Regions from separate parts of the Homo sapiens genome. Here region 1 is linked to region 2. A link is an interaction called in ENCODE POLR2A ChIA-PET data of the cell type or tissue named here. Cell type or tissue: HCT116. All regions are shown on one strand. Links, peaks and the distances in the headings refer to the core of each region. The heading gives the core; the rest is flanking DNA. Region 1 has its middle 8.9 kb from the start of HESX1. Region 2 has its middle 42 kb from the start of ARHGEF3-AS1.

Region 1 (11,445 bases), core at 1,713-9,712, 230 kb after region 2:
CCTTACTCTGGCTGCTCTGTGGAAAGGGATTAGAGAGAAGTGAGTGCAACCAGGGAGATCAGTTGGGGAGTTATTTATTCAACACATAATTTGCTAAGCATATACTACTTGCTAGGCATTGTTCTAGGTGTGAGGGATACAGTGGTGAAAACAAAGACAATTGTTTAGCGGCAAAAGATGATGATCCTTTGAAAAAAGCGTGAGGAGAGAGGGTAGATTTGGAGAGAAGTGCAATTCTTTAGAAGGTTATGGGAGATAGAATAATTGAATACTTGGTCCCAATTCTCCAATCCCCATAATATCTTATACAACCATCCCCTTGCTGTGGTTTCATGGTGAATACAGTATACCTCCTACCTCCTGATTTTGGGCTTGTTTGTGGGAAGTGATGTGAGCAGAAGCTCAGTGTGCCCATTTAGGGGTTTTGTTTTTGTTTTTTTTTGAGACAGAGTCTCACTCTGTCACCCAAGCTGGAGTGCAGTGGCGCAACCTCTGCTCACTGCAACCTCTACCACCCAGGTTCAAGTGATTCTCCTGCTTCAGCCTCCCGAGTAGCTGGGACTACAGGTACATGTCATCACACCTGGCTAATTTTTGTATTTTTAGTAGAGATGGGTTTTCACCATGTTGGTCAGGCTGGTCTTGAACTCCTGACCTCAAGTGGTCTGCCTGCCTCAGCCTCCCAAAGTGCTGGGATTCAGGCGTGTAATTTGTATTTTCAGTAGAGACGGGGTTTCACCATGTTGGTCAGGCTGGTCTCAAACTCCTGACCTCAAGTGATCTGCCTGACTCGTCCTCCCAAAGTGCTGGAATTACAGGTGCCCAGCCCCCTCTTGTGCTTTTGACTTCACTGTGAGATCATCCCTGAGATAGCTGCTGCCCTACAGCCTGAGCCCCAGAATGAACACACATGGATCAGATCCTAATCCATCTTGCAGCCTGCAGCCAAGTCAGCCAAGTCCAGCCAATCTCAGCCAAATACCAACTGACCTGCAGTTTTGTGAGAAACATATTCATTGTTTAAGCCACTGAAGTTTTTTCTTTTCTTTTTATTTTATTTTATGTTTTTTTAGAGATAGGATCTCACTATGTTGTCCAGGCTGATCTTGAACTCTGGAGCTCAAGCAATCTTTCTGCTTCAGCCTCCAGAGTAGCTGTTGACAACAGGTGCCAGCCATTACACTGGCTCCATTGAAGTTTTTGAGGTTATTATATACATAGCATTTTAGAGGAAATACCTATTTGATTCAGAGGTTAAAGAACATATCTTGCTGATGGATTGGATAGGGAGGTGAGGGAAAGGAAGGCATTAAAGATGACTAGGTTTTTTGGCTTGAGCAAATACAATGCCATTTACTGGGATGTGAAAGCCTGGGCTAGGGAAGGAAAGGTTTGGGGAGTAATGAACACCTCCAGTTTGGATAGCAAGTTGCTATAAGCTCAGTGCTAGAGTGCTAAGTTTATGCATCACCAGCAAAGAGATGGTTTTAGAAGCTATAGGTTTGCATAAGATCATCCAGTGGCTGGGCACAGTGGCTCATGCCTGTAATCCCAGAACTTTGGGAGGCTGAGGTAGGAGGATCCCTTGAGCCCAGGAGGTAGAGGCTATAGTGAGCTGTATTCATGCCACTGCACTTCAGCCTGGATATATGAGTGAAACCTTGTCTCAAAAAAAAAAAAAAAAATTACTCAGTGAATGGTGCTAGATACAAGAAGGGTCTCAGGACTGAGTCTAAGGTTCTCCAACATTTGGAGATAGGGACAGAAGTGGTACTGGAAAAGGAGCAGCTAGCAAGACAGGAGAAAAATCTGGAGATACAAGAATACAGTCAAGAGAGGGAAAAGGGTCAAGGAAAAGAATGGTTACAATAGCATCTCTAGTGGTCCCTGCTTCCACCCTGGACCCACCATGGCTTTCTATGAACACAGCAGCCAGAGGGATCATTTAAAAACATAAGTCAGTTCATGTCACAACTGTGCTCAAAAAATGGCTCCTGGCTGGGCATGGTGGCTCATGCCTATAATCCCAGCATTTTGGGAGGCTGAGGGCAGAGGATCACTTGGTGCCAGGAGTTCAAAATCAGCCTGGCTAACACAGTGAGACCCCAACTCTACAAAACAATTAAAAAATTAGCCAGGCATGGTTGCCTGCACCCATAGTCCCAGCTATTTGGGAGGCTGAGGTGGGAGGATCGCTTGAGCCCATGAGGTCAAGGCTGCTGTGAACTATACAACTGCACTTCAGCCTAGGACACAGAGCAAGACCCTGTCTCAAACAAACAAACACAAACACAACTCCCCATCTCAAGAAAAGTCAAAGTCTTTACAATGGCCTGCAGGACCCTACATGACCTGCCAGCCTTCCTTATTTACTTGATCTCACCTCCTACTCCTCCCTCCCATGTTCACTGTGTTCCAGCCACACTGGACTCTTCCTGAAAATATCTGGCACAGTCTTCCCTCAAGGCATTTACACTGGCTGTTGTCACCATCTGTAATGTTCCTCCCCTGTGAATCCCCACAGCTTACCCATTTATCTCTTTCAAGTATTTGCTCAAATATCATCTTCTCAATGAGGCCTACCTTTCTCCCCTTTTAACCTGCAACCTCTCTTCCAGCACTCCTGACATCCCTTGCCCTGTTCCCATTTCTATTCCACAGCACTTAACCACCTTTGGCCATATTACAAAATATAGGTTTATTATGTTTATTGTCTGTTTCCTCTCTATAGGATTTTTTTGTGTCCTGTTCACTCCCTAGCATTCAAAACAGTGCTTGGGCTAGGCGCAGTGGCTCACACTTGTAATCCCAGCACTTTGGGAGGCCGAGGTGGGCGGGTCACTTGAGGTCAGGAGTTTGAGACCAGCCTGGCCAACATGGTGAAACAGTGTTTCTATTAAAAATAGGAAAATTAGCTGGGTGTGGTGGCACGTGCCTGTAATCCCAGCTACTGGGGCAGCTGAGGCAGGAGAATCACTTGAATCCAGGAGGCAGAGGTGGCAGTGAGCCGAGATCACGCCATTGCACTCCAGCCTGGGTGACAGAGCGAAACAACTTCTCAAAAAAACAAAAACAAAACAAAACAAAACAAAACAGTGCTTAGCTCATACTAGGTGAAAGAATAAATGATGGTCAACTGTGTTAATGCCGCTGAGAAGTTGAGTAACATGAAGACAGAAATATATCCACTAGGTTTGTTAACAAAGAGGTATTATTGGCAGCTTTGGCAAGCCTAAAAAGTAGAGAAAAAGCCAGACTTGAAAGTAAACTGAAGAGTGAATGGGACATTTTTGGTCTGGCAATATGCTGGGTCATATTCCTTGTAACACCCTTCTATTACAAAACAGCTTGATTATAGATAAAACATACCTTTAAATGCATTGCTGAGATCTCAACAAGTAAGAGAAAATGTGTTTGTTCATCAGACAAAACAAAAACCAAAACCAGTAACCAAGCACTGAAATCAGAACTGCGAGCAGTGATCAGTAACCAAATGGTAAACATGGGGTCGCCTCCAAGGGCAAATAACTTTAGCATCAAAAACCAAGATATTAATCCTCAGACTAGCAGTAGGTGGGGCTGAAGACTCCTCTTGGTTCCTAGAAAAGGCAAACTAAACCCTCTCTGGAGGAAAGCATCCCTAATTTAGGTTCACAAGATTTCCACAGATTAACAGCAAGCAAACATAAGCTCATAATCAAAGATCATCAAGCATCTGAGGCCAGCCACCTCATGAGGGAAAGCCAGCAGAAACGAGATTTATAGCTTGTTCCAGAGACTGCTAGTTGTCCACCAATATCCATTCTATCCTTCCTCAGTAGCAGTATAATTTTTTTTTTTTGAGTTTCAGTCTGTCGCCCAGGCTGGAGTGCAGTGGCACGATCTTGGCTCACTGCAACCTGCACCTCCTGGGTTCAAGCAATTCTCTTGCCTCAACCTCCTGAGTAACTGGGATTACAGGTGCGTGCCACCATGCCGGGCTAATTTTTTGTATTTTTAGTAGAGATGTGGTTTCACCATGTTGGCCAGGCTGGTCTTGAACTCCTGACCTCAAGTGATCCAACGCACCTCGGCCTCCCAAAGTGCTAGGATTACAGGCATGAGCCACTATACTGGGCCACAATATAGTTTTTAGGTAAAGGTTAACAATGACATTTCCCAGACTGCCTTGCATATAGGTGTGATCATGTGACTTCTTACCTCTGAGATGTGAGTAGAAACAACATGTCTAACTTTCAGGCCCAGCTATTAAAAGGTGGGGGTGACCCCTCTGTGTTCCCATTTTCTCTTTTCTACTGTCTGGATTGTGGACAAGATGGTGGGAGCTGACAAAATGTTGAGAATAGCAGTGTAATGAGAAGAGGACTTGGAGCCCTGTGGATTGTGGATTGGACTTTCCATATCAGTACTGGACTACCTACTTGGACAAAGAATAAATGTCTGTCTTGTTGTTTGGGGTCTGTAAGTTATAGCAGTCAAGTCTATACCATAACTGATACAGATCTAGAAGAAATTCAGATATGGGAGTTAACAACAACAGATTATAAAATTTCTAACAAGTGAAAGTTTAAAGAACTAAAAGTTAGAATCATCAATAGGGACAAGCAAGAAGAAATTATCAGAAATGACTGGGAAGATTTTAAAAAGAACTAAATGGAATTCATAAAATAAAAAATGCATATAATTATTGAAATATACTCTGGATAAGTTAAAGAGCATTTTGGGTCGTCATGAGAGCGCCCTTTCCCACACCCTGGCCAATACTCACTGTTATAAACATTTTAAATTATTGCCAATCTGACGCATAAAATAATCTGTTTCACATTTCTTCAAGTAAGGTTGGGCATTAATTTCTTTACAGGTTTACTAGTCAATGTGTATTTCTTCTTTTGTGAAATAATAGTGTATTCCCTCAGCCCATTTTTCTATTAAAGTGATTGTTTTGTTTGTTTCTTCACTTTCTTCAGAAGGTGGGGGTGATGGCAGGGACTAAATGGGAAGAAAAATGAGGAAACTTTTTGGGGTGATGGGAATGTTCTATATTTTGATAGATTTGGATTACACAGCTGTATGCATTTGTCAGTACTCATTGATTGGTACTCTAAAATTTGTTCACTATATGCAAAATTTTATCTATAAAAGCATAAACAAGTACTTAACTTGTCAATGTTATGTATGCTAAAGAGTTTAAGAGGGAAGTATATTGACGTCTACAACTTGATTGATTGATTGATTGATTGAGATGGAGTCTCGCTCTGTTTCCCAGGCTGTAGTGGTGCGATCTCAACTCACTGCAGCCTCTGCCTCCCGGGTTCAAGCGATTCTCCTGCCTCAGCCTCCCTAGCAGCAGGGATTACAGGCGTGTGCTACCATACCCGGATAATTTTTGTATTTTTTTTAGTAGAGATGAGGTTTCACCGTATAGGCCAGGCTGGTCTCGAACTCCTGACCTCAAGTGATCCACCCACCTTGGCCTCCCAAAGTGCTGAGATTACAGGCGTGAGCCACGGTGCCCGGACTTGTTTTATGCATTTTAAAGTAAGTTGTAGGCCAGGCACGGTGGCTCACGCCTGTAATCTCAGCACTTTGGGAGGCCGAGGCGGGCGGATCACTTGAGGTCAGGAGTTCGAGACCAGCCTGGCCAACACGGTGAAGCCCAGTCTCTACTAAAAATACAAAAATTAGCCGGGCATGGTGGCACATGCCTGTAATCCCAGCTACTTGGGAGGCTAAGGCATGAGAATAGCTTGAACTGGGGAGGCGAAGTTGCAGTGAGCTGATATCATGCCACTGCACTCCAGCCTGGGTGACAGAGTGAGACTGTATCTAAAAAAAAAAGAAAAAAAATGCATAAAACATAAAATGGATGGATGGATAAATATGTGATGCTTTCATTATCACTCTTATTCAACATTATTGTGTAATTCTGGATGATTAGAACTTCTAAACCAATTGAGTTTTCTGGGATGATGAAAATGTTCTTCATCTGAGCTATCCAATATGGTAGCCACTAGCTACATGTGGCTAATGAGCACTTGAAATGTTGCTAGTGCAACTGAGGAACTGAATTTTAAATGTAATTAAGTTTAATTTAATTTAAACTTGGACAGACACACATGGCTAGCGGCTCCAAACAGAATAACACAGACAGAGAACATTTCCATAACTGCAAGAAGTTTTACTGGATAGTGCTGGTCTAGAAGTATAGAACAATACTGAAAATAGTGATGATAGGCCGGGCGCAGTGGCTCATGCCTGTAATCCCAGCACTGTGGGATGTGGAGGCGGGGTGGATCATCTGAAGTTCGAGACCAGCCTGGCCAATATGGTGAAACCCCGTCACTACTAAAAATACAAAAAATTAGCTGGGTGTGGTGGGGCTTGTAGTACCATCTACTTGGGAGGCTGAGGCAGCAGAATTGCTTGAACTCCGGAGGTGGAGGTTGCAGTGAGCTGAGATCACACCATTGCACTCCAACCTGGGAAACAGAGCGAGACTCCATCTCAGTGAGACTTCATCTCAAGAGTAAAGCTCCATCTCAAAAAAAAAAAAAAAAAAAGAAAAGAAAATAGTGATGATAAAAACAAAAAACAAACACCTTTGTTTTGTTCTGACATAAGAACAGTATTTCACCATTAAAATAGTATCTTCTGCTGGTTTCTAATAAATGCTGTTTATTTAGCACAATGTTATAATGAATACAAACACAAAATATCTACAGAGCTTTATTGCTTCTCCAGCATTTTAGCATATTTGTGTTTAATCTTCTCACGAATCTTTTATCATTTGGTAGCTGAGAAAACAGAAATTGAGAGTACAGTTGTAATACCAGAAGTCACTAACTAGGAAGTGGCAGAGCCTTGACTTGTATTTTCTGTCTCCAAATCCTGTTTTATTGACTTCACCTATTAATGGCCATTGTAACATCTTCACCAATGATCTCATGGTATAAATACCAAAGTGTACTAATCAATTAAGAAAAAAACTGTGAAAACTTTGCATATGATATCAATATCTTTCAACAATTACTTTGATATGAGAAAGAAAAGTCTGACATATTGACATTAGAGAGAAGAGATTTTAGGAATAAAATTGGACAGTCTATATTTCAAATATCTATACATACAAGATGAAGTAAAAACTGAGAGGTTTATGTTTTTTCTTGTTTTAGGAACATGTAAATCTATTCATGTTTTGATAAATATTTATCTTTAAATTGTGTATTTCAATTAATATCCAAATCATTAACATCAGGAAAAACGTACTAGGTCTGAGGTGTTTTGGCAGAGATTTCTGTAAACCAGCCATACAATTATTATGCTGTGAGCGTAATAAGAAATGGAATAAGCAAAGCTCCAGTGAACCTTGCCCCTTCCTTACTTTTGCATAGGAATTGCACTGATTTCACACTTTCAGTATTTTTAATGTTAAAATGTGTTTTCTTAAATATAAGTTTATTTTTTACTGCAATGCCTTCAGTGTTTCCTAGAACAATGCCCAAGTAGACATTCAATAAAATTTGTTGAATAAGTGAATTAAATGGATGGATGGACAGATGGGACTAGCAAGATGTGACATTTGAAACCTGACATGCAACTTAAATACTGTACTAGTATTGTTTATTGTTTAAGTTTACTTGAACAGGGTTTAACTATTGTTTTTTAATGTGTAAAGTAATCCCAGTTTTCTCTGAACTACATGTGTATCACTCCAGGGCAATCTACAGAAGAGAAGACACTATGGCATTCTGTAACTAAAATTTAATAAAAATTGAGATAGGGCATTCATTTAAAAATCTGAGTTTAGGCTGGGCGCAGTGGCTCATGCCTATAATCTCAGCACTTTGGGAGGCCGAGGCGGGCGGATTGCCTGAGGTCGGGAGTTTGAGACCAGCCTGACCAATATGGAGAAACCCCAACTCTACTAAAAATACAAAATTAGCCGGGCATGGTGGCACATGCCTGTAATCCCAGCTACTAGGGAGGCTGAGGCAGGCGAATCGCTTGAACCCGGGAGGTGGAGGTTGTGGTGAGCCAAGATCGTGCCATTGCACTCCAGCCTGGGCAACAGAGTGAAACTCCATCTCAAAAAAAAAAAAAAAAAATCTGAGTCTAGGCCAGGTGCCATAGCTCATGCCTATAATCCAAGCACTTTGGGAAGCCAAGGTGGGAGAATTGCTTAAACCCAGGAGTTCAAGACTTACCTGGGCAACACAGTGGGACCTCGTCTCTTCAAAAATTGAAAAACCTTCAGCCGGGCGTGGTAGCATGCGCCTGTGATCCCAGCTACTCAGGAGGCTCAGGTGGGAGGATCACTTGAGCGTAGGAGGTTGAGGCTGCAATGAACTGTGATCATGCCACTACACTCCATTCTGGGTGACAGAGAGAGACCTTGTCAAAAAAAAAAAAAAAAAAAAAAAAGCCAGGCATGGTGGCTCACGCCTGTAATCCCAGCACTTTGGGAGGCCAAGGCAGGTGGATCACAAGATGTCAGGAGTTCAAGACCAGCCTGGCCAACATGGTGAAACCCCGTCCCTACTAAAAATACAAAAATTAGCCGGACGTAGTGGCAAGCACCTATAATCCTAGCTACTGGGGAGGATGAGGTAGGAGAACTGCTTGAACCCAGGAGGTAGACGTTGCAGTGAGGTGAGATCGCGCCACTGCACTCCAGCTTGGACGACAGAGTGAGACGCCATCTCAAAAAAAAAAAAATCCAAGTTTAAAATCTAAAAATCTCGAGTCATGTTGAACAATTCATATTTGTGGCACTCTGTGGTTTCTATGGCCCTTGTCTGCCATTGTTACTAGAGACACACAGGAGCTTTCCCAGTGATTACAAGGTTCAGGAGAGCAAGATCTGTTTCATACAGTCTTCGATCTCCCCTGCACCCAGCACAGTGCCTGTCACATAGGAAATGTTAAGTAAGTTTATTGAGTACATTTGGTTTATAACAATTAAAAAGTATTTCAGCCTTTGCTCTTCTCAAATCTCAAAAGAGTAAAGTATTATATTTTTCATTTTCAAACCAGTTAAAATTGTTTACAGTATAATGTCTTGTATATATCAAGCCCTTGATTTAAAAAATTTGATATGAAGTCAACCAAAAGACAAATGCATTTTTATTTTTAAAAGATTCATTCTATAGGCTGGGCGTGGTGGCTCACACCTATAATCCCAGCACTTTGGGAGGCTGAGGTGGGTGGATCACGAGGTCAAGAGATCGAGACCATCCTGGCCAACGTGGTGAAACCCCGTCTCTACTAAAAATACAAAAATTAGCTGGGTGTGGTGGCACGTGCCTGTAGTCCCAACTACTTGGGAGGCTGAGGCAGGAGAATCCCTTGAACCAGGTAGGTAGAGGTTGTAGTGGGCCAAGATCACACCACTGCACTCCAGCCTGGGGACAGAGCAAGACTCTGTCTCAAAAAAAAAAAAAAAAAGATTCATTCTATGCTGATCCAAGTAGCAAAGAGAAAAAACGTAAATTTTAAAAAAGATTCATTCTATACAACAGTACATGGAGAAAAATATGATAGTCTCCTTTACTTTTACCCCATCTTACCTCCCCAGCTTACTGGCTATCACCACTAACAATGTAGCGTTTCTCCTGCCTGTCTTTCAAAATACTTTGACTTAAATAGGAGGATGCACATATGCACATATTTTTTTTTATTATACTGTAAGTTCTAGAGTACATGTACACAACGTGCAAGTTTGTTACATAGGTATACATGTGCCATGTTGGTTTGCTGCACCCATCAACTCATCATTTACATTAGGTATTTCTCCTAATGCTATCCCTCCTCCAGCCCCTCACCTCCGACAGGCCTCGGTGTGTGATGTTCCCCACCCTGGCACACATGCACATGGGGTCAAACGTGTACTGTTCTGTAATGTGGTCCACTCTCCCATAGTGTGACACACACACACACACACACCACAAACATGTATAGCTCTGCCTCTCCCTTCAACACCTGCTTGGCACTACAAGTGGATGAACCATAATTTTATCAATCTATACCCCAGATAATGAGGCATATAGGTTGTCTCCAATTTTTTACTATACCATTTTGGCAATGAACATCCTCTACATACATGTTAGCACACATGCAGGGGTGCACGGAAATGCATGGAAATCCATGGAAAACTTTCTTTGAAAAGCATATTATTTTTTAGTGGATGCTGCCATATTTCCTTCTAAGAAATCTTTACCAGTGAACACTCTCATCCAGTCAAACCCTTGTTCTTATGTCCTGCCTGGATTGACAGTGGGAACAAGAAAACTCAGGGCTGAGCTAAATTAGACTCAGGTTTTTCTCAGACTCAACATTCAAAGATAAAATGGTTTTGGATTTAAGGCCCCAAAGGGCTCAGGCCTAAACTTTAGTGCTATTTAATCTAATCGCTGTAGATTAAATGGGAGTTGTCAGTTAACCCAAGAACCTGATAGTTATTTATAACATTGTTCCTGGGGGATAAATGTTATGGTTTTAAACAACTTTAATTTTCTGGCCAGGCGCGGTGGCTCACGCCTGTAATCCCAGCACTTTGGGAGGTCGAGGCAGGCGGATCGCGAGGTCAGGAGTTCAAGACCATCCTGGCCAACATGGTGAAACACTATCTCTACTAAAAATACAAAACTTAGCTGCGGTGGCAGGCATCTGTAATCCCAGGTACTAGGGAGGCTGAGTCAGGAGAATTGCTTGAACCTAGGAGGCGGAGGTTGCAGTGAGCCGAGATCGTGCCACTGTACTCCAGCTTGGGCAACAGAGTAAGACTCCGTCTCAAATAAACAAATAAATAAACTTTTCAATGATAACAAACATTTGTTAAACTCCAACATATTATCAGGGAGTGCACTAGGACTCAGAGCATAGAGATGAAATCATTTCTGCCTTCAAGAAACTCATGATTAAGAGGATAGTAATTAATGTTGATTTTATTAGGTATGATAATGTGATTATGGTTACCTAATATGCCCCTTTAAAAGACACTGAAGTATTTACAGGTGAAATTTCATGATGTCTGGGTTTTGCTTTCAAATATTTTAGGAAAACAGAAAACCAAGAAAGAGATAATTGAGGCAGGTATTGCAAAATGTTGATGAGTTGAATTAGAGACTGGTATATGTGGATTCATTATTCTCTCTACTTTTGTAAATATAAATAGTAACATTCTCTTTAGTCTTCTAGGAACACCAGTATGTACATACACAATTACAATATAATAAAATAAAGATACAGGCACAAGTGACTATGGGAACAGAAAATGTCCCAAATCTACTTGAGTGAGATTGAATAGGACCGAGGAAGGGTTAAGAACCGAACTCTGATGTCAGATTATCTGGGTCTAAATTCCAGCTCTTCTTAGCTATGTGACTTTGAGCATATAACTTAGCCTTTTTGAGCCTGTTTCTTCTGCAATAAAATGGGAATTATTAT
Region 2 (11,445 bases), core at 1,190-9,189:
TTGGCAGTGACTGGGGCCACACATAAAAACATGTTTATTCCCAAACTGTCAGTGAAATGTGGGAGTGGAACTGCGTCAGGCTTGTTAGAGCTCATGTGGTAGAAAGGAAGGTAATGTCAAGGCCACTGATTTCAGCACTGCACCAAACAGCAAGCCACCATGCTGAATCCTGGCAGACCTCAATGACGGCTAAAAAAAGGGAGTGGCGGGTATGAGGTAATTCTGAGTAAAAGAGGGTAATATTAGTACTATTTTCATACTACTACTACTATTCGTACTGTGCTTTTTATGAGGATTAACTCATTTAATCCTCACAGGGGCCCTGTGGAATAAGGGCTGTAACAGATGAGGAAGCTGTGGCACTGAGAGCTTAGATTTAGAAATGCCTCACAGCTACTAAAGGGTAAGGCCAGACAGTCCAATTCCAGGATCCTGCCCCAGAGCTCCACCAAGTTGCATCAAGATTTTTCTGGCTGCCTAATCCACAAGAGCCACAAACTGGGGCGAGAAAAATGACTGTAATTATCAGCTACGTGCTACTTACCAAATATTTCTATCAAACATGGTCCATCTAAAGCACAGGGCAGAGCAAGCCCCATTCTCTTGGGCCCCTCACTAACTCTCAGCTCACCAGATGGGCTCCTGGGAACAGGGCCAGCACTTGCATCAGCATTGCCATGCTGCCGCCATGGCAACCACACTTTATGACCCAGGCAAAGATGCTCTTCCCACTCACTCGGGAGCCCTGATTCTGGGATGCAGCCCTTGGAGAGACATGTCCTTTTACCTGCCCCCAACTTGCTCAAAGTCTTTATAATAATGGGAACCGATGGGAGGTTCCCCAGGTCCCTGGACACATCTGGACCAGGCCAATAAATACACAGGCTGACAGGGAGATGGGGCTCATGGAGAGATGGTGCAGAGAAATGGAGATTTGCAAAGTGAACAGCTAACATCTCCAGGGGACTTGGTGCCTGGCAGGGCTGGAATTGAGTTCCAGCTGGCTATCTTGTGGCCCTAAGCAAATGGGTTCGGCCTCTAGGAATCCATGTCTTAGACTATGAAAAATAGGAATAATATTAGGTTTTACACCTCACAGAGCTGTTGTGAGGTTTAAGTAAACTCAAGCACACAAAGTACATAGAGAGTAGAAACTGGCTGTGACTATCACTAAGGCAATGGTGCTGGGACTGTCAAAAGAGCAGAAGCCCCTCAGCCTCCCGTCACTGCCCTTCCAGCTCAACAGCCTGACAGTAGAGACAAAAAGCAATCCTGTCAACAGACCAGACAAGGCCAACAGATCCATATACACCCTGCTGAGCACAGGGAGACATGCCAGCATTCAGTGGGGACCCCAGGTGCGGTCACCCCCGCCCCGTACTAGGCTACATGGCTTCTCTGAAAAGATAAATTTATCAAAATAAGCCTACTACCTTTATTTGACAAAGATGTCACTGGACAAAACACCTTTTAACACATGAAAACCATGAATGAACCTTCAGAAGTCTTTAAAGTCAAATGGATAGCACTCAAAAATTTCTAGAAGATTCTGGAATTATCATTCCCATACTGTCAGCAGTGGTGATTTCTCAAGGTTAGGATTGATCCGGGGAACTTGCATGTGCCATGTCACACGTTCCTACACTGTCTAAAATTTTATGACATGTACATTTTTGTAATAAGAAAATTTTAGTTTATTTGAAAAAGAAAACTGAAATGCTTTGCCATAACATAGCTCACAAAATAAAAAACCCAATCAATCAATAAACAAACAAAAAGTACTCACCCTCCCTACTAACTAGCCAAATGGAAATTTAAATAAGTTAGCATGTTTATATTTCAAATTAGCAACTTCTATATGGGCATATCAAATGCAAGAAAGAATGTGGAGAAAACAGGCACTGTGCTTCACAACTATAAATGTATATATTGACGTGAAATTTCCACAGGGTAATTTGACATCATTTTCCAAGAGCATTAAAATGACCCAAAAGTTCATCCTAACGATAATTAATTGGACAAAATAACCACAAACATGGGCCTAGCAATAAGGGTACAGCTCCTAACATTGCCAGAGAGGGAGAAGCTAGACAGAGCTCACACAGCCAACAATAGGAACCAGTTATTAAGAAAGCCCCTTGAGGCTGGGTACAGTGGCTCACACCTATAATCCCAGCACTTTGGTAGACTAAGGCTGGAGGATCACCTCTGGCCAGGAGTTCAAGACCAGACTGGACAAGAAAGTGAGCCCTCACCTCTACAAAAAATAAAAAAATTAGCCGGCCATAGTGGCATGCACCTGTAGTCCCAACTACTTGGAAGACTGAGGTGGGAGGATGGCTTGAGCCCAGAGCCCAGGCTGCAGTGAACTATGATTGCACCATTGTACTCCAGCCTGGGCAACACAGTGAGACCTTACCTCTAAAAGAAAGAAAGCTCCTTGAAAATTTCTACATATCCAATAAGGTAGCAGCAAAAAGACTTACTTATTCCACATTGTGAAAATATGGAATTATCTGGATTTGGCACCTTTAATTGCATGCTTTCATTCCACACTCATCCCATTTTGCAACTGAGTAAACTGAGACCCAGATATATTCAACTGTTTGCCCTGCAGTGGTTGGGACAGGTTCACAGTGTTATTTGCCATTGCATCCGTGGTAGGGCCAAGCTCGTTCCTGCTGCCACAGGAGGCCCAAGCCAGGGGCAGAGGCATCTCTTCAAAATCCTCTTCCCCCAAGATGCCACACCTTCCCAAGGGCTCTCAGCCCTGTCCAGCTGCCACAGGCAGCCAGAGACAAGGCACAGGCCCAGGAATAAAGCCGGGGTCTGTGAGCAAGGCCCTCACTAGGAATAAAGTAGGCCCCCTCCAAAGAAGGTCTGGTCCACATCACGACTGCAGGTGGTGCTTATCCTAGATCGCCTCTCAGCCCATGGCAACGCTGGGGCTCAGAGAGGTCAGCTTCCCTGTCTTAAATCAGCCAGCCAACGAGGATGTGAATTCCTTTTCTTAGCCCTTTGTGGGTGACTCAGTTTCCTCATCTAGAAAATGGGGAAAATAATTGTACCAACTTACAAGGGTTTGGTTGTTATGAGAGTTAAAGGACTCAATCCTTAGAAGGTGCTTAGAACATTTCCTGACCTATAGGAAGCATCCTGTGCAGCTCTTATTTCTGCAGTGAGACTACTGACGGTGGTGGTTAGAAGCAAGGGCTCTGGAACCAGCTGCGTGGGTTCTGATCACACATCGACCACTCACTTGCCCTGTGACTCCAGGCAGGTTACCTAACTCTTTGTGCCTCAGATTCCTCATTTGTGAATTGAGAATGATGATGATAACTCACGCGCACCTCAACTTACAATGGTAAGTCGAAAATGCACTTAATACCCTTAACCTACCAAACATCACAGCTCAGCTTACCCTACAAATCCAATAAGTAAGGCAGTAGCAAGAAGACTTGCTTATGCCACATTGTGAAAATATAGAATTATCTGGATTTGGCACCTTAATGCATGCTTTTAAAGCCTAGCCCACTTAAACATGCCCAGAACACTCACATTAGCCTACAACTGGGCAAAATTATTAAACACAAAGCCTGTTTTGTAATACAGTGGTGAATATTTCATGTAATTTACTGAAAACTGTACTGAAAGTGAAAAAAAGAAGAATGGCTGTATGGGGACTCAAAGTACAGTTTCTCCTGGATACGTGTCACTCTCACACCATCAGAAAGGCTAAAAACTGTAAGGCGACTCATTGTGGGTCGGGACCATATATAGTACCTACGTAGGTTAGTGGGAATAATCACGTTATCTACCTTAGCTCTTAGAAGAGCTAAGAACAGTACCCATAATGAGTACAATGGTCCTAATATGTAAAGTGCATGTTAGCTGCTATGAATATTATGTCACTCTGTCTCCTATTAGCCCATTAGGAATGGCACCACTACCAACAGTAGTCATTATTCTGGCTGACAAGAACCTGAAGTATGTTCTCCTACGAGTGGGTGCCATTATCGTTCAGATTTACAGATGGGAAACTCAGGTGCAGAGAGCTCAAGTAACTTGACTTGGGTCACACAGCCAAGAAGCAGCAATGCTACCAGGCTTCAAGTCAAGTTCATCGGCCTCCGAGGCTCTTGCCTGACTGCACTACCCACCTCAATATCCACATGGCCTGTGGCTGCCTACTTGTGCAATTGTATGACTGCCAGTACTTCCTGGAGAGGGTGATGCATGGTTTTCTGGCTTTGAGATGACTCACTCCCAAGCCTTCCACCATTCAACACAAATGCTGGCCCCTGCAGACGTCTGACTAACAGAAAGTCACATCAGCAGAGTCGCCAAGGAGCAATCCCTGTCTTCCCTCCCCATCTTCCTGGGGAAATACATTGGTATGTGTCTGTCAAGATAAGATATAACCATTAAAACAAAATTCTGGACTGAGATATCTGCTTGGTGTCTTGGAAACACATGCCGATGTCCACACAGCTGGTTTTCCCTACAGCTGTTGGTAGTCATGTTTCAACTATGGCCTACTCATAAGTTTGCACTGGAAGATGAGGCCAGGGTAAATCTTTCTTAATGCATCATTCTAGCCTTTAAAGCATGACATCCATGACAGTGAAGCTCACTTTCCATTACCAGACTGAAAAGTTGGCAAAGCTTTGCTGCACACTATAAAGGCAGAGGTGTAGGTAGGTGCCACCAGCAAGGAGCAGCATAGCTTGAGCAGAGGTGGGTCTCATGTCCTTCACGGCTTCCTCAGCAATTCACCAACAGAGCTAGTTGTTGAATAAAAACAAAACAAAAAAAAACTTCTACCCAGGATCCATAACCCTGTATTATTTCAAACCTGGTAATTTAATTCAGTCATATCTGTTTTCAGATAATGTATCTAAAACTCAAACAGATCACAAGCTGGAAGGATCCTCAGAGAACCAGCTGACCACCCTCATTTAGGGACTGGAGCACTAAGACCTGGCCAAGCTCACATGGTCTGTTGGTCACAGGCTGGGACCCTTGAAGGTCTCCCTGTTTTCAGGCTGTTTTTTCAGCCCTTCCTGCTTCCTTAATCCAAGTGTTGTCAGAGTGGACATCTGCTGTTCCTCACTGCCCAGCATTTAGTCCCCATTCTTCTGCTAACAGCACCCAGATTTTCTGTTGGGGGATGCCCTCTCCCCTTTGGGACACTGTGATTCAGGAAGGGCCAACCCCAGGCTCCAGAGATGGGCATGTAACCTGGCCTGTTCAGTGGGAGTGGCCCCAAGACTTTGGCTGGCATTAAAGAACAGATATACAGTCCTTCTGGGACAGGCACTGAGCTGATGAGATGCAAACTTGGAGCTGTGCAGGGCATCTTGTGCAGAAAGCTTACCTGAGAAAGAAGCTAACCTGGGGAAAGCAGAGCAAGAGACCAAGAGAGAGAAGGCTCCTAATGACACAGATTAACCACCTGGATCGAGCTATGCCTGAAGGTAGCCTATCACTAGACTTGCCAGTGATAAAAAGTGAGCTCTCTTTAAAAAAAAAAAAAAAGTAAGCAAGCGTACATTCTATTTCTGTCACATGCAACCAAAAGAACTATGCTTTGTTTCTTTGCAAAAGTTCATTAAAGAAAGCATCAAAATGGGAATGTTCCCAGGGGACCATCCAGAGTGCCTAGCACACAGTAAGCACTTAATTCATGTGTAATGGAGCGAAACCCCTCCTTCAGGGCTCTTCTCAGTGGGACTCTCTCAGACCATCCTGTTGGAAACTGTGGCCCTCTCCAGCCTTCCTATCCACCCCTCTTGCCTGTTTTCAATGGTGTTTAGCACCATCAGACCTACCCTATGTCTTACTTACTGTTTCTTGAATCCCATAAGGGTGGAGATTGTTGTCTACTTTGTTCGCTGCTATAACCCTAAGGCCCAGATCAGGTCTCTGAACCATAAGTACCCAGTATACATCCGGTGAATGAATGAATGAATGAGGAAATGGATGATGGAATGAGTGAGTGCCTAGTGTGCTCCCAGGTCCCCACCTGTCTGCTGCCTTGGTCAGCAGCCCTGGGACCTGGCCTGCAGAACCCCTGGCTGTCCTTCCTCCTCTTTCTGGATATGGGTCCTCTTCCCACCGAGCAAACACTCCAGCAGCCAGCCCCGCAGTCCAGGCAACCTGACCGTCACCCACCTGCCCAGGGACCATCAACAAAAATTAAAGGGTAGGGAGCCCTTTGGGTTATAAAGATGTCTTCCTTCTTCTTTCCTGCTTACAAATAAATATCATATGCTCATTACAAAGGCAAACAAACAAAATTAAAATGTAAACAAGTAAGCAATAAAAAAAATAATAATTTAACTTCTAAGTTAAATTTGAGGTACAAGTCAGAAATGGGAAGACTGCTGGTATATTTTATATGACCCCTAGGGTGTATGTATGTATATATGTATTTATTTTTGAGGTAGCATCCAACATTTAAAAATCTAGATTTCATTTAGAAATCAGGTACAGTCTCTAGCTTCAGTTCAATATTTTAAAAAATCTCATCACTAAGGGCCCCTATTTCCACAAGTGACCATGGTCTGCTAGGGTTGAGTGGTAGCTGCCCCCTTCAGATGGACCATGGGCTCTTGGGGTCTCCATCCCTCCCCACTGTGACCCCTGCCCTTCCCTGGCCACTCATGTAAGGTCCTGCCTGGTCTCTGTCACACTCAGAGTTGGTGATCCCTGGCCTGGTGTATATCCTTTCAGACTCTGCTGCAGACATAAAGCTTTCTAAGAAATCCCTCTAAAAAATCCCCTCGCCTCCAATAGTACCTGTGATGCTACAAATAACTATGCAATTTCTAACACCAGAGAACAATGCATTTACAACACAGCCCCCTTCTGCAGGGTCAGCATGCTGGGTCAGGTTCATGTCTCCTTTTAAAACTGACTATCAGCCGGAAGCAGTGGCTGACGCCTGTAATGCCAGCACTTTGGGAGCCAGAGGCGGGCGGATCATGAGGTCAGGAGATCGAGGCCATCCTGGCCAATATGGTGAAACCCTGTCTCTACTAAAAATACAAAATTTAGCCAGGCGTGGTGGTGCACGCCTGTAGTCCCAGCTACTCGGAAGGCTGAGGCAGGAGAATTGCTTGAACCTTGGGGGCGGAGGTTGCAGTGAGCTGAGATTGTGCCACCGCACTCCAGCCTAGTGACAGAGCGAGACTCCGTCTCGAGAAAAAAAAAAAAAAAAAAGACTGGCTATCCCAGCTCAATAATTGACCCTGCCACACTGTACAGTCCCTCAGTTCACCCCACATAGAAGGACCCCACAGTCCTGAGCACTCATGGGGGCACCTTTTTGTAGGGAAATTCCAGATCTAGTGTTTAAATCCAGCCTCCCATTGTGGATAGCCTCACAGACACACAGCAGCCACAAGAGCTTACACAACCACTGAGCTGCCATCCATGCATGGAAGTCAAAACCACACCGTGGGCTGCAGCCCCCTGCCCACCACCCAGAGACCCCCACAATCTGCCATTTTCCCCTGTGTTTACTTACACACTGGTTCCACTATATAGCAGTAACTCCCCAAGGGCAGGGACCCTGCCTGTCGCATTGATAATTGTTTCTTAGAACCCAGCCCTGTTCCTCAGAGAAGAGCCCCTCAATCCATGATGGATGGATGGTTGGTAAGTGGACAAGCACATGATGGGTAGGTGGGTGGGCGAGTATGTTACAAGGAAGGGAGGGAGGTGGACAAGCCCCGCAAACTGTGATGTCTGATTTGCCCTTGTCATGAGGCAATGATTATATTAAAATACTGGACGAAAAACTAGAATATAAAGTTACATAAATAAACTCACAGGTTTAAAAAAAAAGATAAGGAAAACACTATAATATTGATCGTGGCATAACTTTTTAAAAAATCACTTTGTGCATTTCCCAAATGGACTACAAGTCTGTTTTATAAAGTTCATTTTTAACTGCCAACATGAAACTACATCAAGTGAACATTACTCCCTAGAGTTTTCTAGATTATGAAACACCAAGGGCCTACAGAGGAAAGAAAAATATTTGGATTAGTTTGGCTCTTAGAGTGGACTAGAGAGGGGAGGAAAAGAAAACAGGGGAGGGGAGCCCGGCCTTGGACAGTAGAAAAGGATCCTTCCAGGATCCTTGGTGGCCCCGTAATGACCAATACCTTTGCTACCTGCTATCAGCAAAAGCAACATCAGTTACCCTTCCAGATACTGGAAATCTAAAGTATTATGGGAAGTCATATTTCTTCTGGAGTAAAAGATGGTAGTTTTTTCACCCCTGGCCTATGAATGCTTCTGAAGAAAAGCAAAGAAACACAAGGACATCTTCTAACAGAAACACATGATTTGATTTGATTTTTTTGAGACAGAGTCTCACTCTGTCGCCCAGGCGGGGAATGCAATGGTGCAATCCTAGCTCACTGCAACCTCTGCCTCTTGGGTTCAAGTGATTCTCCTGCTTCAGCCTCCCAAGTAGCTGGGACTATAGGTGCCCGCCACCATGACCAGCTAATTTTTGTATTTTTAGCAGAGAGAGGGTTTCACCATGTTGGCCAGGCTGGTCTTGAACTCCTGGCCTCAGGCGATCTGCCCGCCTCGGCCTCCCAAAGTGCTGGGATTGCAGGCGTGAGCCACCGCGCCCAGCCTTTAAAACACAGGATTTTAAATTGGAATACACATTCTCTTTAAAAATCACTGCTGCTCAGACTGTCCTGGCACTGGGGCAGCCAGAATAGCATTGCACTCGCTACAGGGCGACAATGTGACATATTCATTCGCCGCCTCCACCCCTGAACTGGGGCTCTGCCACATTGGCTGTTCTCCACATGTATTCCACAGACAGGTGGGCAGCAGGGCTCAGGGCCAGCTATTTTGTAAAGACAGATAGGGAAACTGAGGTTCTGAGAGGGGCAGCAGTGCACGGGTCCCTGGGAACAGCATAGCTGAGAGCAGCCTGCGGCCTCGCCCCCTCGATCCCCTCACGCACATTCACCATGCCTCCTGGGCACTGGGCCCTGGCCAGAATGAACAAGCAGGTGAGAGGAAGGCACAGACTCTAACAAATGAGGATGTAAATGGACAACATACCCACAGGTGGGGCTGGGGGTGGGCAAGGGGAATTAGCAGCAAGGGGCAATGTGATGCCGCCTGGCTGGAAGGTCACCAGGGACACTCAGGGAGGTCCCTCTACAACAGGCTGCTGCTGCTGGGCTCCCAGAGAAGGCCCTGTTCAAAGACTCTCAAAGAGCCAGGCCTCAGAAACTTACCAAACATCAATATAGTGCAGTCACAAACACCCCAGCACGCTGCACTCTGCCAGATGCAACTTATTAACATTGTATTTGGGGCTCTGGAGTCTAGGAGGGATGCATGAATCACCAGCAGGGGGAAATTAAATGTAAAAGAAACCACACACCCACAAACTACCAGCAACCTAAAGAGCCCAACAAAAAATCAGGAAGTGCAGGGTCTTTAGGGGTGGACAGATTTGGGGTTTATCCTGCCTCCACCTGCAAAGGCTTCCCAGTGCCCTCAGACTGAATTCTCAGTTGCTTAAAAAGGCCTGTTGTCCCTAATCTCTGCCTCTAGTCTCTGAGACTGAAGGCAGCTCATCCCTCACCAGCCTCCAGAAATCTGAGTTTAACACATACAAAGTCTGGGGCCCCTGGGAGCTGTAGACAGAAAGGTTTGGCAACAGTGGGGAACTGGGATTTGCAGCTGAGGTCAAAGCCAATGTCCTGGCATGGCTGGGGTGACCAAAGGCAAGGACCTGCAGTGATAGAAGAGGCCGGAAGCAACAGCCCTGGGGACGGTGCAGTTGGGAGTAAGGGGTTGGGGGGAAGCCAGCAAATCGAGTGTTCCAGGAGGAGGCGGAGCCAGGACCCAATGCTGTGAAAGGGGAGTCCATGATGAAGACTGCACAAAACCCCCCAACAGCTTTGGCTCTCCAGATGGCTGGTCACCTCGAAGGCAGTTTCAGGGTAGTAGTGGGGGTAGTCACTGGGGAGGAGACAGTAGGTAGGAAAGAAGTGGGGGCAGAAAAGAGGATAAACGCATGCGAATTTTGAAAAAAAAAAAGATAAAAATAAAAATAGGTCTGGAGTGATGGTCATAATCTTAATAGTAATGATGGTCCATGGATATTGAATCCTTACTGCGGGTGAAGTGATGTTTAAAACACTTTGGAGGCCGGGTGTGATGGCTCATGCCTGTAATCCCAACACCTTGGGAGGCCATGATGGGAGGATCACATGAGGCCAGGAGTTCGAGACCTGCCTGGGTAAGATGGCAAAACCCCATCTCTACAAAAATTGAAAAAATTAGCTGGGCATGGTGATGCATGCCTGTAGTCCCAGCTACTAGGAAGGCTAAGATGGGAGGATCCTTTGAGCCCAAGAGGTCAAAGCTGCAGTGAGCTGTGATCGTCCCACTATACTCCAGCCTGGGTGATGGAGTGAGACCCTGACTCAGAAAACAAACAAACAAGTAACTCTGGGTTGCCAACGCCTCATTATAGTCCATACTTTCTGGACAGATTCTGTTAACATCACCATCTTGCAGATGAGGAATCTGGGGCATAATCATGTGCCGGCCACAGGGAGAGCAGAGCTCTGACTTCAGGGCTCCCCCTCTTTGTCTCTCAACTGTTACCAGCACCAGCACTGGGCTGAGCTCTGGGCAATGCAACGGCTGAGCAGGAGTAGGAGGGAAGTGTTTGGCACAGGAGGCTCCAGGCCCAATCTGCAGGCAGGAGGGAAGGAGCTGCTGGAAAGAGAAACAGAAGATGAAAGGGACTCTGGGGACGGGGTGATGAACACTCCTGGGCATGCCCTTAGCTAAGAGCCACTACACTGGGGTTTTGCTGAGAGCTTCTCAGCAGCAGAAACCTTGGGTCAAGCCCAATCCTACATAAACCTGGTAGAAGCAGAGTTGATCTAGAAGGAAGGAAAGGAAGGAGCCAGCCCCACTAACCTCACTCCCCCTACCGTGCACAGCCAATCCTGCAGCCACTAAGAGACCACCTCAGGAACATGGACACCTCAGGGCCTCCACTCACAGCGTATGCTCTCTGAGGGCTGGCTGGCTTTCTCTTCCTTTTCAATTTTCAAGTATTTGATTAACACATTCAAAACTAAAATAATTAAAATTAGCCAGAGATGCACTGTGTCTTGTGTGCACACCACTGGCTTACCACCTGATGTCCAGAGCATAAATGGGACTCCACAAATGGGTGACAGACAGGTATGGGCAACAGCTCTGAGGGGTCAACCTGGCTCCTCCTTCACCTGCTAAGTGACCCTCAGCAAGTACCTGACCCTCACAAAACCTCAGAAGTTCCAGCAGTTCCCCACCTCTTGGGACTTTAAGAGGGTTGTTTTGTTTTCTTTGGTTTTGTGTTTTGTTTTTGTTTGTTTGTTTTGAGATGGAGTCTCA

Evidence for each region. ChIA-PET counts read pairs that join two places held together with the same protein. Peaks named below come from ENCODE experiments on the same cell type or tissue, not always from the same donor. Only the 100,000 strongest peaks of a DNase experiment are listed, where the experiment ranks them.
Region 1: POLR2A ChIA-PET joins it to region 2 with 8 read pairs; 5 of 35 experiments call an interaction of 5 or more read pairs at or near these places.

Annotation. Positions count from the first base shown.
Region 1 is chr3:57,203,131-57,214,575 of GRCh38, forward strand. It overlaps a transcript of HESX1 not described here. Among named protein-coding and RNA genes, the nearest start is that of HESX1, 8.9 kb to the left of the region's middle. In HCT116, for the core only: no CTCF peak of the experiment used is centred there; no DNase peak of the experiment used is centred there.
Region 2 is chr3:56,976,732-56,988,176 of GRCh38, forward strand. It overlaps a transcript of ARHGEF3 not described here. Among named protein-coding and RNA genes, the nearest start is that of ARHGEF3-AS1, 42 kb to the left of the region's middle. In HCT116, for the core only: no CTCF peak of the experiment used is centred there; a DNase peak (open chromatin) is centred at 4,260.